Regions from separate parts of the Homo sapiens genome. Here region 2 is linked to region 1. A link is a loop called in an ENCODE intact Hi-C map of the cell type or tissue named here. Cell type or tissue: gastrocnemius medialis. All regions are shown on one strand. Links, peaks and the distances in the headings refer to the core of each region. The heading gives the core; the rest is flanking DNA. Region 1 has its middle 210 kb from the start of PLN. Region 2 has its middle 150 kb from the start of PLN.

Evidence for each region. Peaks named below come from ENCODE experiments on the same cell type or tissue, not always from the same donor. Only the 100,000 strongest peaks of a DNase experiment are listed, where the experiment ranks them.
Region 2: it touches region 1 in a loop (10-fold over the local background); 4 of 110 quality-filtered maps call a loop at or near these places.

Annotation. Positions count from the first base shown.
Region 1 is chr6:118,330,835-118,339,179 of GRCh38, forward strand. No RefSeq gene overlaps it. Among named protein-coding and RNA genes, the nearest start is that of PLN, 210 kb to the right of the region's middle. In gastrocnemius medialis, for the core only: no CTCF peak of the experiment used is centred there; no DNase peak of the experiment used is centred there; H3K27ac peaks cover 4,726 bases.
Region 2 is chr6:118,391,788-118,400,132 of GRCh38, forward strand. No RefSeq gene overlaps it. Among named protein-coding and RNA genes, the nearest start is that of PLN, 150 kb to the right of the region's middle. In gastrocnemius medialis, for the core only: no CTCF peak of the experiment used is centred there; no DNase peak of the experiment used is centred there; H3K27ac peaks cover 3,739 bases.

The sequences.
Region 1 (8,345 bases), core at 69-8,068:
TGAGCCTGGGGAGGTCAAGGTTGCAGTGAGCTGAGATCATCTCACTGTATTCCAGCCTGGGTGACACAGTGAAACCCTGTCTTGAAAAAAAAAAAAAGAAACAAAAAAAGAAAAGTAATGAATCTAATGAAAAGTAGGAATTCAAGGAAATAGATAATGGGCAAACTTTCATAATTTTTAATATCCTTCATATGGTACCCACGTTTCAGTCTTTGAGGAATTTTCAAATTTAGAATATCAAAATGAAGCCCAGCTTCCTGTCGTCTGACATACGAGATACAAATGGTTCAGAAAGAGTAAAATGTGCAGATCACACTAAAACATTCATGTTAGTCAATAACTCCAGGCTTTTCCTCACAAGATGTTTCTTCCTGAGGCCTAACAAGTGGCAAAGTTGGTGGATGTGAGTTTTGATTCCTCTTCCTTCTTCAGCCTACCCCTGACAGTTTCTAGAGAACGAGAATGTGGGTGGTCTATAGTCAAGAGCCAACTGTAATTTCTACATCCTTTTCTGCCTCTTGAGAAGATATTTTAAGGAACACTTGATATTGAATACTTAGACATCAAATATTGCAATTTCCTCTGGAAAAAAATGATGTGGGTACAGGTTACAGTCAATGTCATTCTTCAAGAATTAGTTCCAAGGCAAAGGGAAAATGTGACCTGAGAATGAAAGGAAAGAGAGCCACAATTATTTGGCTTCACACTGTTTAAAAGTCCAATCCTTTTTTGACACCATACTTAAGAGTCGAAAAAAGATTGGGCTTTTAAATAATGTAAAGCCAAATAATTGTATAGCTTATAATTCAATTCTAAAATGCCTGAGTTATTGAGTGAATTTTTCCTATGCATAAATGTAATAAATGTAGAGAACCTCTAAAATAAGCAACCATAGAAGTAAGAGTTAGAAAATTATTTTTAATGCTTTAAATAAAAGCAGGGATGGGAATCTTTAGGAAATGGGGACATAAGGAACTTTCTTTTCTTTTGTGCCATGCAGAGAGTTGCGAATGAAAAGCTTCCACTGGGAGCAAAGGTGGGATGACCAATCATGTTCCCAGTGCTCTGCCTCAGCCGGGTCCTTCCCAGCAATGGGGACTGTAGAGAGAAGGAGGAACCCCCACTGAACCCAAACAACCAACACTAGCTCAGTCAGCTCTCAGGTCAGCATAGATGCCCACAGACACTGTCCTGTGTTCACACAGAGGCCTGGCTCTGGCAGAACAAATGGTGCTATAGTGTGTTGATTGCTGGTTGCCCCCCCAGAAACCTGTTCACGTAGAACCTGCAAGTGTCACCTTATTTGGAAAAAGGTCCAAATAAGGAAATGTAATCATCCTAGATTACTGAGCTGGGCCCTAAATCCAATGACAAAAGTTCTTATAAGAGACAGAAGAGGAGAGAACAGAGACACACAGAGGAGAAGGCTGTATGAAGATGGAGACCTAGATGTGAGTTATGAAGCCATAAGTCATATTTGTAAATGCAGTAGATAAATACTTAGACATTCAGATCCAAGTTCATATTTTGGGGGATTGTTCTTTCAGCTTCACAAGTTAAAGCCAACCACCTGGCTGTTATGATTCTTAGGATGCTTGCTTTTCAGTCCAGGATTTTCTACTTGATGAGTAAGCTCAAGCTCTCAAGCCCACCATAATATTCTGAAGGAAGAGTTTCTACCCCAGAGATGTTCCAGGACTATTCTGCATGTGGACTCTGATTTCTGATCATTTGTTTTAAATTTATCAGCTCTACAGATACGGCCCTCTCAAGTTAGATCCAGAGTAGAGGCCATCCAATTTTTTGTAAGTTCCCTAATGAAAGACCTATGGGCTAACAAAATGTTCCATCTAAACTGTGTCTTTCCCTATTACTAGTTAAGGTTTGGCCTGTGTGTTATGGCTAAACATGGAAAACATGGCTAATTTGATAACTAAAACTTGAGTCGCGGCTTACCCCTGTGTCATTTTCTGGAGAAATTGGACAAGACTAAAATAATCTTTCCTTAGCTTTGAGTTCCATGAGAAGGAATCCGTTATGGGCTGTATCACCAAGATTCTTTATTGCAACCTGACTACCTTAAGCAGAAAAATAATTATTGGGAAAATACTGGGTAACTCAGAAGCCCAATGAGAAGGCTGGAAAATTGAGCTCACAAAACACACAAAACCCAAAGTAAAGACATAGTCAGCTAGGAAGCTGCTGCTGAATACTTCCCTGGCCACTCTACTCAGCTGCCCCTGGATGCTGTCACTACCCATAGACACTGTTGTAAACCACCATGAGAAACACCGAGGAACAAATCTCACAGTCCCTTCATCACTACACCACTCACTTAAGACTTAGAGTCTGGATGTACACTCAGCCAAGTCAGGTACAAGGAAGGGGTAGAGCACCTCCAACTCACAGCTTCTCCAGTGGTTCCTGTTGTCCACCACAACTCTCGCAACAAGGGATTTCCTCACACTAGAAATGTTCAATGACCAAAAATCATGACAAATGAGTTAATCTTTAAGACTCCTAGAGACCCTGGTCATTTCTGTCCATGTAGAACCCAAACCATAATGTGACTTTCATTGAGACTCAAGATCGGAAGAAATAACTTCATGACAGATGTGGATAATGACTTCCACTGAACCAAAAAGCCATGCAGTCTTGTTCTCCTCCTTTGAGCTTATTCTTAATACTACTTTAGGAAGAGCACTTCATACCACTAGGCCTTCCCATTTACAGAAACAGAACTTAGCAGTCTCTTACATGTAGGCAATGAGGCTTCATCATCACAAACTATGGTAGCCCTAAACAATACTTCCCTCCTTTTCTCATATCATAGGCACATGTTCAATATAGTAACATCTAGACTCTCTAAAATCTAACCTGGATTAGTCCAATTAACAGACACTGAGCACTGGATTCACTCTACTTTTACTGAAATGACCTTTTGGACAATGCCATTAATCTGTATTAAAGGTATTAATAAGAGAAAGTCCATAACAATTAATTACTGTGTAGACTGCATGAATGAATGCAGTACGTTCTCAATTGCAACCCACAGGAGAACTTTTCCTCTGGTCTCAGTATCAATAAAAGCTGTGCTCTTGAGCACCTGTTTTTGTTTTATGTCACCAGCAGGACACTGTGAATCTTGTAATGGATCATATTTCCCTGCTAAACTGGCTCTGAGAGGGTTAGAATAAAACTTGAAGGCCAGCTCTTACATGTTTACAAGGCTCTAAGGCATGCATTTTCTGTACTAACTCACTTCTGGATCTATCTTATTTTCTTGCCTTTACTTTCCCTGACAAATTTCCACTAATTTCACCCTGTTATTTGTATGTGTTTGTAATCTGCTTTAGATTATTTTAGGAACAGAGTGAGGACAGGAGTAAGGGAATGAGAGAAAAAATGAAGAAAGGAAAGAAGGAAGGCAGTCAGACTGCCGTAAAATTCTTGACCTATCATGTTTGTTTGGCTAAGTCACATCTAGAAGGTGAGCTCTCTAAGGTGAAGACCATAACACTGATTATTATACACTCAAACTTACAACTCTCAACAAGTGAATAAGTTTTAATGGATAAAAATATCCAATGAATGTACTTACATGCTACTGAATTATGCATTTGAAAATAGTTAAAATGGTAAATTTCATGTTATATATATTTTACTGCAATGAAAAATCTAATGCTCTCCATTAAGATAAAATCCATTAAGATTCTGTAGCTCTAAATTAATTTTAAGTTGCTTCGAGGAAAGAACTGTCTTATTTATCTTTGCAACATAACTTCCGTGCCACCAGAGTCTACAACAACAAAATGTACATGTCTGGTGTTTGATATATGTTTCTTGGATTGAATTACCTGTAGATAAGTAGCCTTTACATGTAGGCAGTCACTTATGTATATGATTTGGGGCCCCTAATGGTTCTAGATGCAAGAAACTATCCCTTCGTCATTTGTATTAATAGTAACTGAAATCACTACCATTCCTTTGGGTTAAGCCCATACTAAAGATAGACATCTAATCATTAAAAGGGCATTTTTTTTATTGCATCACTTAAATAACTATCTGGCTGAGAGTATGACTGGGAAAAGGAGCTGGAAAACAGGTGAGTTTGGGTGAGGTTGATGTTAGGAGGAGAAATTGAGATATTTCAAACAAGGTACATTTTAGAACATAGCAAGCCTATGAGGCCTGGTGAGAGGGAGAATCCATACTTTGTAGTGGAAAGCCATGAGCGTCCAGAAAGCATGGTAAGGGCACTGCATAACCCTGGGGCAAAGAGACATTCCGAAAGATGGGAAAGGGGGTGCTGCAATTCTGGAAAGTTGTTTTTATGAATATGAAGACTGAGCGGCTTTCTGCCCAAAGTAGCCTAGAATCACACTGAACACTAGGTCATCGGCTTCAGAGCCGGAGGGAATCTTAAATGTCATTCAATCCCACACCCTTCCCTTACAACTGTAAATGCATAGACACAAAGAGTGGCGATTTGTGATATAACCAAAAGAATACCCAGACCCCCAAGTCAGTGGCACTTCCACAGAATCCTCCTAACTTGTTTATGTGGAATGGGAGAAGATTTTTATTTCCCAAATTGTGCCTGATTATTTGATTCTAGCAGCTGGAACACCAATGATTTCTCAGAGTAATGGAGTGCTTAATACACACCAGGTGGTAAAGCTTGTGATGATGGGGGAGAATTCAAACTGCAAACCACAGCAGGTGAAAATCCCACACTGACTCAGGAATACTGTGTGTAATCTTTCCCTGATGGAGGTGGATGATTTGTTTACATTTTAGAAGATACTTGGCAGCCCTTGCTGCCATTTTGCCAAGAAAAAATCTCCTTCCAACACTACATTCACTTGGGTATTCATTATTCCAACCCCACAGGCTAAAAATATACAAGCACCATGGGAGGAAGGAGAGGGGAAGGGGGCAAGCATATGCCTTACTCAGTGCGCTACCACCTCATTAGTGCCACTCCATCTTGCAGCGGCCAAAATGGGTTTAAGCCATTGTAACAAGCAGTTCCCTTGCTCAGCTTTAGCACCCATCTTCCCTCCCACTGATCCTCTTCTGTATTTTCTCTTTTTCTGCCTCTTGAAAGTGCTGTATGCTTTTGATAACCATCTGGTTCATTTCCATTAGGTGTGGCTGCCTCTTCTTCTCTTTCTTTCCCCTTCCATGTTTGGGAAACACATTCAATGTTACGCAGTGGCTCCTGTATACTCAGTGTGCTTGAGTCACCATGTTTACAGAATCTGAAAGACAAAGGTAAGGTAATTCAGAAGTACCTCTGTGTCAGTGAATGTTTCTACCCTTAAGTTCCCCTCAAAGATCTGAAGTTGCAGGTAAGTAAGAGTTAAACTCACATGGAAATGACAATTACTAACTCCTTTTTTAAATTAATTAATTTTTTTTTATTATACTTTAAGTTCTGGGATACATGTGCAGAATGTTCAGGTTTGTTACATAGGTATACGCGTGCCATGGTGGTTTGCTGTACCCATCAACCTGTCATCTACATTAGGTATTTCTCCTAACGCTATCCTCCCCTGGCCCCACACCCCTCAACAGACCCCAGTGTGTGATGTTCCCCTCCCTGCATCCATGTGTTCTCATTGTTCGACTCCCAGTTATGAATGAGAACATGTGGTGTTTGGTTTTCTGTTCCTGTGTTAGTTTGCTGAGAATGATGGTTTCCAGCTTCCTCCATGTCCCTGCAAAGGACATAAACTCATCCTTTTTTATGACTGCATAGTATTCCATGGTGTATATGTGCCACATTTTCTTTATCCAGCCTATCACTGATGGACACTTGGGTTGCTTCCAAGTCTTTGCTATAGTGAAAAAAATGCTGCAATAAGCATACGTGTGCATGTGTCTTTATAATAGAACGATTTATAATCCTTTGGGTATATACCCAGTAATAGGATTGCTGGGTCAAATGGTATTTCTAGTTCTAGATCCTTGAGGAATCACCACACCGTCTTCCACAACGGTTGAACCAATTTATACTCCCACCAACAGTGTAAAAGTGTTCCTATTTTTCCACATCCTCTCCAGCATCTGTTGTTTCCTGACTTTTTAATGATCACCGTTCTAACTGGTGTGAGATGGTATCTCATTGTGGTTTTGATTTGCATTTCTTTAATGACCAGTGATGATGAGCTTTTTTTCATGTTTGTTGGCTGCACAAATGTCTTCTTTTGAGAAGTGTCTGTTCATCTCCTTTGCTCACTTTTTGATGGGGTTTTTTGTTTTTTCTTTGCAAATTTGTTTAAGTTCTTGTAGATTCTGGATATTAGCCCTTTGTCAGATGGATAGATTGCAAAAATTTTCTCCCATTTTGTAGGTTGCCTGTTCACTCCAATGATAGTTTATTTTGCTGTGCAGAAGCTCTTTAGTTTAAATAGGTCCCATTTGTTCATTTTGGCTTTTGTTGCCATTGCTTTTGGTGTTTTAGTCATGAAGTCTTTGTCCATGCCTATGTCCTGAATGGTATTGCCTAGGTTTTCTTCTAGGGTTTTTATGGTTTTAGGTCTTACATTTAAGTCTTTAATCCATCTTGAGTTAGTTTTTGTATAAGGTGTAAGGAAGGGGTCCAGTTTCAGTTTTCTGCATATGGCTAGCCAGTTTTCCCAACACCATTTATTAAATAGGGAATCCTTTCCCTACTGCTTGTTTTTGTCAGGTTTGTCAAAGACCAGATGGTTGTAGACGTGTGGCATTGTTTCTGAGGCCTCTGTTCTGTTCCATTGGTCTATATATTTGTTTTGGTATCAGTACCATGCTGTTTTGGTTACCATAGCCTTGTAGTATAGTTTGAAGTCAGGGAACATGATGCCTCCAGCTTTGTTCTTTTTACTTAGGATTGTCTTAGCTATCCGGGCTCTTTTTTGATTCCATATGAATTTTTTTTTTTTTGACATGGACTGTCACTCTTGTTGCCCAAGCTGGAGTGCAGTGGCCCAGTCTTGGCTCACTGCAAACTCCGCCTCATGAGTTCAAGCAATTCTCCTGCCTCAGCCTCCTGAGTAGCTGGGATTACAGATGCCCACCACCACGCCTGGCTAATTTTTGTACTTTTACTAGAGACGGGGTTTTGTCCTATTGGCCAGGCTTGTCTGGAACCCCTGACCTCAGGTGATCGCCCGCCTCAGCCTCCCAAACTGCTGGGATTACAGCCATGAGCCACTGCACCCAGCCTCAGATAAAATTTAAAGTAGTTTTTTCTAATTCTGTGAAGAAAGTAAATGGTAGCTTGATGGGGATTGCATTGAATCTATAAATTATTTTGGGCAGTATGGCCATTTTCACAATACTGATGTTTCCTATCCATGAGCATGGAATATTTTTCTATTTGTGTCCTCTCTTATTTCCTGGAGCAATGGTTTGTAGTTCTCATTGAAGAGGTCCTTCACATCCCTTGTAAGTTTTATTCCTAGATATTTTATTCTCTTTGTAGCAATTGCAAATGGGAGTTCACTCATGATTTCGCTCTCAGTTTGTCTATTATTGGTGTATAGGAATGCTTGTGATTTGCACACATTGATTTTGTATCCTGCAACTTTGCTGAAGTTGCTTATCAGCTTAAGGAGATTTTTGGCTGAGACGATGGGGTTTTCTAAATATACAATCATGTCATCTGCAAACAGAGACTATTTGACTTCCTCTCTTCCTATTTGAATACCCTTTATTTCTTTCTCTGCCTGATTGCCCTGGCCAGAACTTCCAATAGTATGTTGAATAAGAGTGGTGAGAGAGGGCATCGTTGCTTGTGCCAGTTTTCAAAGAGAATGCTTCCAGCTTTTGCCCATTCAGTATGATATTGGGCTGTAGGTTTGTCATAAATACTCTTATTATTTTGAGATATGTTCCATCAATACCTAGTTTATTGAGAGTTTTTAGCATGAGGCGGTGTTGAATTTTATCAAAGGCCTTTTCTGCATCTATTGAGATAATCATGTGGTTTTTGCCATTGGTTCTGTTTATGTGATGGATTACATTTATTGATTTGCATATGTTGAACCAGTCTTGCATCCCAGGGATGAAGCCAACTTGATGGTGGTGGATAAGCTTTTTGATGTGCTGCTGGATTTGGTTTGCTAGTATTTTATTGAGGATATTTGCATCAATGTTCATTAGGGATATTGGCCTGAAATTTTCTTTTTTTGTTGTGTCTCTGCCAGGTTTTGGTATCAGAATGATACTGGTCTCATAAAATGAGTTAGATGAGATTTCCTCTTTTTCTATTGTTTGGAATCGTTTCATAAGGAATGGTACCAGCTCCTCTTTGTAACTCTGGTAGAATTCGACTGTGAACCTGTCTGGTCCTGGGC
Region 2 (8,345 bases), core at 214-8,213, 61 kb after region 1:
AAATCGTAGAAAACATCTAGTGTTGGGACTAGTATCTAGCAGGCACTCGATAAATGGTAACTATTATTTACATGGATAGCTATCATAATTCTTTTGATTCTATTTCTGAAGGAGAATGCTATATGAAATCCGAGTCCAAAAAATATATATGCTGGAGAGAGATATTCATAGCTATAAAGTAAAACAGAAGAAAATGGAATCTCATTTTTTAAGCTACCTATTATTTTTGCATGATTATTATGTGGCAGACAATATGCTGAGACATTTACATGAGTTGTCTTATATAACACTCACAATAACTTTTTTTTTTTTTTTTGAGATGGAGTTTCACTCTGTTGCCCAGGCTGGAGTGCAATGGTGCGATCTCGACTCACTTCAAACTCCACCTCCCGAGTTCAAATGATTCTCCTTCCTCAGCCTCCTGAGTAACTGGCATTACAGGCACCCGCCACCTCATCCAGCTGATTTTTGTATTTTTAGTAGAGACAGGGTTTCACCATGATGACCAGGCTGGTCTCGAACTCCTGACCTCAGGAGATCCACCCACTTCAGCCTCCCAAAGTGCTGGGATTACAGGCATGAGCCACCACGCCTGACCCACAATAACTTTTTTTCTTTTTTAAAAGTGAGATGGAATTCCCACACTATAAATTTACCAGTTTAAATAGTACAATTCAGTGGGTTTTAGTATATTCACAAGATGGTGCAACCATCATCAATATCTAATCCCAGAACATTTCCTTACCACAGAAACTCTACACCCATTAGCAGTCATTGTCCCACTCCACAGCTCCTGGAAACCACTGTCTTAGTCCATTAGTGCTGCTATAACAAATACCAGAAGACTGGATATTTATAAATAATAGAAATTTTATTTCTTACAATTCTGGAGGCTGGGAAGTTCAAGATCAAGGTACTAGCTTTAGATGTCTGGTGAGGGCCTTTTTGCTACATCCTCACATGGCAGAAGGGAGGTACGAACAAAAAAGGGACTAAGAGGTCAGGCGCAGTGGCTCACACCTGTAATCCCAGTACGTTGGGAGGCTGAGGTGGGCAGATCACTTGAGGTCAGGAGTTCAAGACCAGCCTGGCCAACATGGTGAAACCCTGTCTCTACTAAAAATACAAAAATTAGCTGGGCATGGTGGCAGGCATCTGGAATCCCAGCTACTCAGGAGGCTAATGCAGGAGAATTGCTTGAACCCAGGAAATGGAGGTTGCTGTGAGATGAGATTGTGCCACTGTGCTCCAGCCTGGGCAACAGAGCAAGACTCTGTCTCAAAAAAAAAAAGAAAAAAGAAAAAGAAAAAGGGACTTAGCTTGTTCCCCTCAACCCCTTTATAAGGCACTAATCCATTTGGGAGGGCAAAGCCCTCATAACCACTTTCCAAAAGGCCCAACCTCTTAATACCATCACAATGAGGATTAAGTTTCAACATGAATTTTGGAGGGAACACATTCAAACCATAGCAACTAATAATCTACATTCTGTCTCTATGGATTTGCTTGTTCTTGATATTTTATGTAAATCAAATCATACAATATGCAGCCTTTTGTCCCTGGCTTCTTTAACTTAGCATAATATTTTCAAAGTTTATCCATGTGGTAGCAGCTGTCAGTACTTCATTTTCATGTCTGAATAATATTCTCTTGTGTGGATATAACACATTTCGTTTATCCATTCATCAATTAATGGCACAATAACATTTTACAGCTGAGAATATTGAAACCTAGAAAGTTTAAGAAAACTTGCCAAAGATCACACAATTAATCAGTACCAGGGCAAGGATTTTAACCATAGCTTTTTTAAAATGCAAAGTTCATATTCTTAATCATTTTTCCTTATTATATCTAATTTTAAAAATAGATTGGTATATAATGAGAAATAAAAGAAATACATCTCCATGCCTTTGGCTTATTTTTCTATAGGATTTTTTATGTCTTTCTTAAGGATTTAGAGGTGTTCTTAATGTAGATATTACTTTGATACTAATATTTTGTTGGTAGTGTGTATTGTAAATATTTTCTTTCATTCTGTAACTTTTTTCACATCTTGAATATGTATTTTGATGAATAAAATTTCTCAACTTTAATATAATCAAATTTATCATGGTCTTATAGATATAGTTTCTGTGTCTTGTTAAGGAACTCTTCTGCTACACTAAGGTCTAAAACATATTTACTTATATATTCTAACATGAGTATAAAGTTTCATTCTTTATATTGAAGTTCTCAATTGACCTGAAGCTGATTTTGTATATGAAATGTGGAAAGGTTCTAATTTTATCTCTTTCCAAATATTATTCCACCCATGCATTTCATAAAAGAGGAAATACACATGGCCAAAAAAGATTTGAAATAATATTGAACTTCATTAGCAATGGAGTAAACACAATACAAAAACACAGTTAATAGCATATTATATTCTTTTAAATGGCAAAAAAATTTGAAGTTTACAATATCAAGTATTTAGAGAATGTGGTTCCACAGGATCTCTTACATTGCTGATGGGAATGCAAAATGTTAAAACCATGAGAAAAGCAATTTGATATTTGTCTTGGTCCATTCGGGCTGCTAAGATAAAATACCATAACTTGGGTGGTTTATAAACAACAGAAATTTTTTCTCACAGTTCTGGAGGCTGGGAAGTCCAAGATCAAGGCATTGGCGGATGTGGTGTCTGGTAAGGGCTTGCTTTTCAGGTCCTAGATGGCACCTTCTTGCTGTGTTCTTACATGGTGAAGGGGATAGCTAACTCTCTGGGTCTCTTTATAAAAACATTAATCCAATCGTGAGGGCTCCACCCTCATGACCTAATCACCTGCTAAAGGTAACACTTTCCAACAGTATCACCATGGGGGTTAGGATTTCAACATATGAATTTTGAGGGAACACAAACATTCAGACAATGGCAGTATTATAAAGTTGAACATTCACACCCCCTGTGAGCAACAATTCCACAGAAACAATACACATAGCACCATTGTTCATATTAACAAAACATGTAGAAAACCCAAGAGCTCATGTCAGGAGACTGGTGAATAAACAGTATTATATTCACATAAAGTTTCATAGAGTGGTTAAAATAAATGACCTTCAATAACAGACAATAATATGAAAGCATCTTAGCTATATATTATTAAGTGAATAAAACTAATTCCTAGAAGATAACATACAATTTGATATTCATTTTTGTAACCTTAAAAATAATTTTAATAAAAAGAAAAAAAAGAGAATGATGAACACCTCTTCAGGATGGAGGTTACCTTAAGTGAGGGGAAGCAACAGGTTACCATGGAAGGGGACCAAAAAGGCATATGTAGGCTAGCTTTTTTTTCTGAGTAGCAGGTTCATGAATGCTGATGACATTATTAAAGGTAACTAACCAACAAACAAAGATATAAAAGAGGCCATATATGGAGTAATATTATGAGTAACCTTTTTTTTAGAGATAGAATTTCATTCTGTCACCCAGGCTGGAGTGGAGTGGTGTGACCATAGCTCACTGCAGCCTCAAACTTTTGTACTTAAACCATCCTCCTGCCTCAGCCTCCCAAGTAGCTGGGACTACAGATGTGCACTACCATGCCTGGCTAATTTTTCAATTTTTTTTGTAGAGATGGGGTCTCACTATGTTGCCTAGGATGGTCTTGAACTACTAGCCTTAACCAATCCTCTTGCCTCAATCTCCCAAATTATTGGGATTATAGGCATGAGTCACTGCACCTGGCCTGTTATGAGTATCTTGAAGCAGAAATTTGATTACTCTAATTCTGAGTAGCTGTGGTGTAATACAAAATAAAAACAAAGAAAAATAGCTAATAAACAGCCATGTTTAAAAGGGCATGAATTTGATAAAACAGATTCTTTGCTAGGACCATTCCAAACAATAATGGTCAGATAAATCTAAAATTATAGTAGAATTATATATAAAAATGCAGGTTTTCATCTGAAAGTCCAGTAGCAGATTGATGAATTTTCATAAGAGAAGAATGAAAGTGACATGATGAAAATATTAGCTTTAGCTTGTTTGTTTGTGGAAACTCCATTCCAACTACCTCATATAGCACTTGGCAGACTTTAAGCAAGGATTCAGAGAACAAGTGGCAAAAGCAAAAGTGCACAGGTCAGAGGGCCGTCCTGAACATGTTAGCAGAAGAATGTTTCACAGCAGAATACATTATCATAGGCATTGTTATAAATTGAATTGGGCCCACCCTCTCCCAAGTTCACATACTGAAGTGCCACTGTAACTGTATTTGGAGATAGGATCTTTATATAGAAAGGTAATTAAGGTTAAATGAGGTCATAAGTGTGAGTTCTAGTACTTTAGAATTGGTGTCCTTATGAAAAGAGAGATACCAGAACTTGCGTTTGCTCCCTCTCTCTCTCTCTCTCTTTTCACCGCAGAGGAAAGGCCATATGAGAATACAGTAAGAAGGTGGCTGTCTGCAAACCAAGAAGAGAGCGCTCACCAGGAAACTAATCAGCCAGCATCTTGACCTGGAATTTGTACCTTCCAGAACTCTGAGAAAATAAATTTCTGTTGTTTAAACTACCTCATCATATTAACTACCTCATCATATAAACTACCTCATATTTTGTTATGGCAGCCCATGCTGATGAATACAGACACCCTGGTTAGAAGTTGGACTGTTGGAATATTCAGAGACATTAGTCCAACTCCTACACACACAAATTGTCTGACTAGGAGTTTTTTTTTTCAATTACCTACATCCAATCACAGTCTTTTTCTGGGCTGATAAGGTGCTAAGCGCTATACAGAACAGAAATGCGTTTGAGCTGAGTTCACAGGACTCACAAGAACACAAAGGGCTGTTCTTGGCCTGAGAACACCTGAGTATGACCTCTCAGATGCATCTATAGTCCCTTTCACTTCAGCTTACTGTCAAACCAACAATTTTATGTTTAGTATTCTCTTACTTTTCTTTATGGTTTTACCACATGTATATGTATTCCTGAACAAATATTTTTAATTGATTTTTTCAATCTAGACCAATTTTTTTTGTTTTATTGTCTCACTCCCCCTGCCAGATATAAGCTCTCAGAGGGCAGAGATTTTTGCATGTTTTGTTTGCTGCTATATTCCTGGTGCCTAAAACAGCACCTGGCACATGTCAGGTGCTTATATATATTTGTTGAGTAAATGAATTAACTGATATAAGTGAGTGGAAGTAGTTCCTGAGGCCTTCCTCTTTTCTCACAGATGTCCACCTAAAGATTTGTGTAAAGTTAGTATCTGTGGGAAAAAATTATCTATGTTACAAAAGCCTAGCCTTTTATGCTGTCAGTACTCAAGGATTCATCCTATTAACGCATGAAAAATTCTTGCTCAATTGTACATATGCACTTTTGCTTCCTATTTATTGCTGTGTCACCAAGCTTGCAGCAGGCCTGGCTACAGTCAAACCATCAATCCCACAGTGATATTACACAGCGTTTTACTGTCATACCTTATTGTGTCAAAGTTCATCCATTCTACACTTCTACATCTACATCCCATCATCATATTTTTCCTAAGACAGAGTACCATATTCTTATACAAATGGCCTTCTGACATTCGTGGGTTCATTGCCTAATTCCTGGGACATAGCAGTCCTGTGGCCTCCAGTAAGAGACCTTCCCAGACTAGCCTCCATAAGCTAATCTGAGCAAGAAATGAGGAGAAAGAAGGCAACAAGCTCATCTGACCATTGGTCTTTCTGACCTGTGAAAATGGAAATCCAGATGACAGAGATGAATTCAGAGATGAATTCAGGGGTTCATCTTGGGTCACCTCCCTGTTCTCTCTCTTCCATAGCTCCACGCCTCCCTATTTCCTGCACTCTGGTTAGATCTTCATTCTTGCCCTTGGATTCAGAGTATGAAGCTCCTTCCTCAAATGTCAGACCCTACATTCTTTCTTCACATAGTCCCACCTCTTCCTTTGCTTTGCCCTGGTTGCACCCTTTTGAAGCCCAGAGACCACTAAATCCAGGTCAGCAGATTATAAAGTCCTGCTTAAAGTTGGCAAGAAGCATCATTTCCTCAACCTCACAGGGCTTCCAGAACTGACAGCTGCAGACTTCAGTGAACCTTTGCTCAATATTTCCTTGCACAGAGCTGAGAAATAGTAACTTCCATCCAGAAACATTCTTCTGAATAAAGATGCACTGGGAGGTTTAAGGATAAATTTTTGGTCTCAGAGCAGTCATCTTTTCCTTTTCACAATATTCTAATTTCCTGCAGATTTCTCATAGCCCAGAATAAAGACACTGGGATTTTTTAATACATATTGAGAGAATTTCAGAGACAAGGAGCATTTATAACACATACTCTTGAAGTAGATGAGTTCATTTGAACACATCAAGCTAATTGCCCTATTGTGAGGAGGGTGGTAGCTTGTTTCACGGGGTTGCCATTGTTACCCATTCCTAAGAGGGCAACTGCACTTAAAAAGGATTTTCTAATTCCTGAGCCACCTCTTTGTTTCCTCCTGTCTTGGATGAAGTCACTAAGCTATCTTTATAACTTCATATCATTTTCCAAGCAACACACTGAGAAGCTATAAACAGAACATTGGGGAAAGCCAAACCCACACAACTTGTAGGAAAATTGGATTAAACATTGGTCTGTAATCAAAAGTGATCCTGGTGAAAATTAATTAAAGAGAAATATTTCTGTTGCCTGTGGCGTTATTCTGCTGTGCAGAGAACAACTGTTCCAGATAATAGCATTTGACTCCCAAAGTGAGAGTGGGATTTATAATTTTTCTCTCTTAAGAAATTACTAGTCATGGACAAGAAGAAACCCCCTGCCTTCTAGTGTGCCTATAAAAATAATTTGGTGCAACTTGCAATTTGCATAGATCCAACCTTGGACCTTGGACATTAAATCCAAGGTCTAAGATGAGAATTCTCTTCTTGACCAGAGTGATCGCTCATCCTTGCTTGTTTCCCTGCACACCCTTCATCCCCTGACATACTAATAAAAAATAATTCATCTGACAATACAAGCTCTTCTTTCTTTGAGTTCTTTCAGTTTTTCTCTGAGTAATTTCAGCCTATCCACTTGGGTCACGAAAATTTGCAGAATATGTTATCTTAGAGGTAGATCAAAACACAAAATGAAAATTTTCTGATCCCTTTCTGGCCTCTTCCCTCAAAAAGAAATAGGAGCTAGTGGTTAGCAAGTCTTTGAACTTTTCCATGTTCTTTCCTTGAATTTTGAAGAGTAGTTCCGCAGTAAGTTGCTTTTATTTTTGTTTTATCAATGTATCTATATTGAGTTCTTGGTTTTAACTAGTGATGTTACTTTATCACGTTTCAGTCCCTCTAAGGCTATATTTTATTCATTTAATGTGATGTAGTTTGTATTTGACCTATTTTCTGTGGGGATATGTTTTGTATATTTTCAGAGTTTATCTAAAAAATGACAATTAAATCTTGAACAAGTTCTTCTATTTCAGTGTAGCTAAATTTACTGGTAGCCAGAGGAAGAGTTGTTAAGAGTTAAGAAAACATATATTTACTTTCCACTTAAAAATAGAAAAGAGAGAAATGCACTTTGCCCTATCAAAAATATAACTTGGATAATCAAAAATTTCATGAGGACCTCTCGAGTCCAGACCGGTAAATGTGTAAACTATCCAAGGTAGGAAGAATTTGAAATTAATTGAGGCAATGAGAGCTGGGATATTAAAACCATTATTTAAAAAGTATATGATATAAACTTGCAATTAAATACACTGTATGGAAAACAAATGTAATAAAAACTCATCCCTTCCTCATAATTTTACTGCATTTTACTATTACCTGTGTTCTAGGGGTCATTTATAGGCATTGTATCTGGGATGGAATATAATGCTGTGCTGCTTGCTACACATTAAATCTTCCGAGCTCCATGTGCAGTCATGTGAGGTTGGCAGCTTGGAGCAGCCATATAGGAGTATTTATACCATGGAATTTGCCACATGGTACAAATCAGGGCTTTTTTTCTCCAGCCTTTCAGTTGTTTCTAACATTTCCCAGCACCCTAGTACCTAACAGAATAAGAATCTTGCTATTTCCAGGTGTAAATAGATTGGAAAGACCTATTTTAGAGAGCGATTTCCCTGGATACTTTTTGGTTTTTGCTTCCCATCACCCTTTCCCTCCTCATCTTGTATGATCATCCCTTTCTCTGTGGAATTTCCTCTTTCTCATTTCATGTAGTTGGGCCAAAGGGTGGGAGTCCACAGACCCCAGCCTTTCCTTGCCTCGGGTGGGCCCATGAGTTGAGTCTAACCAGTCGTAGTACTTCATAGCATTGGCCATGTCCCTGGCCACTGGGTCAGGCATGAACAT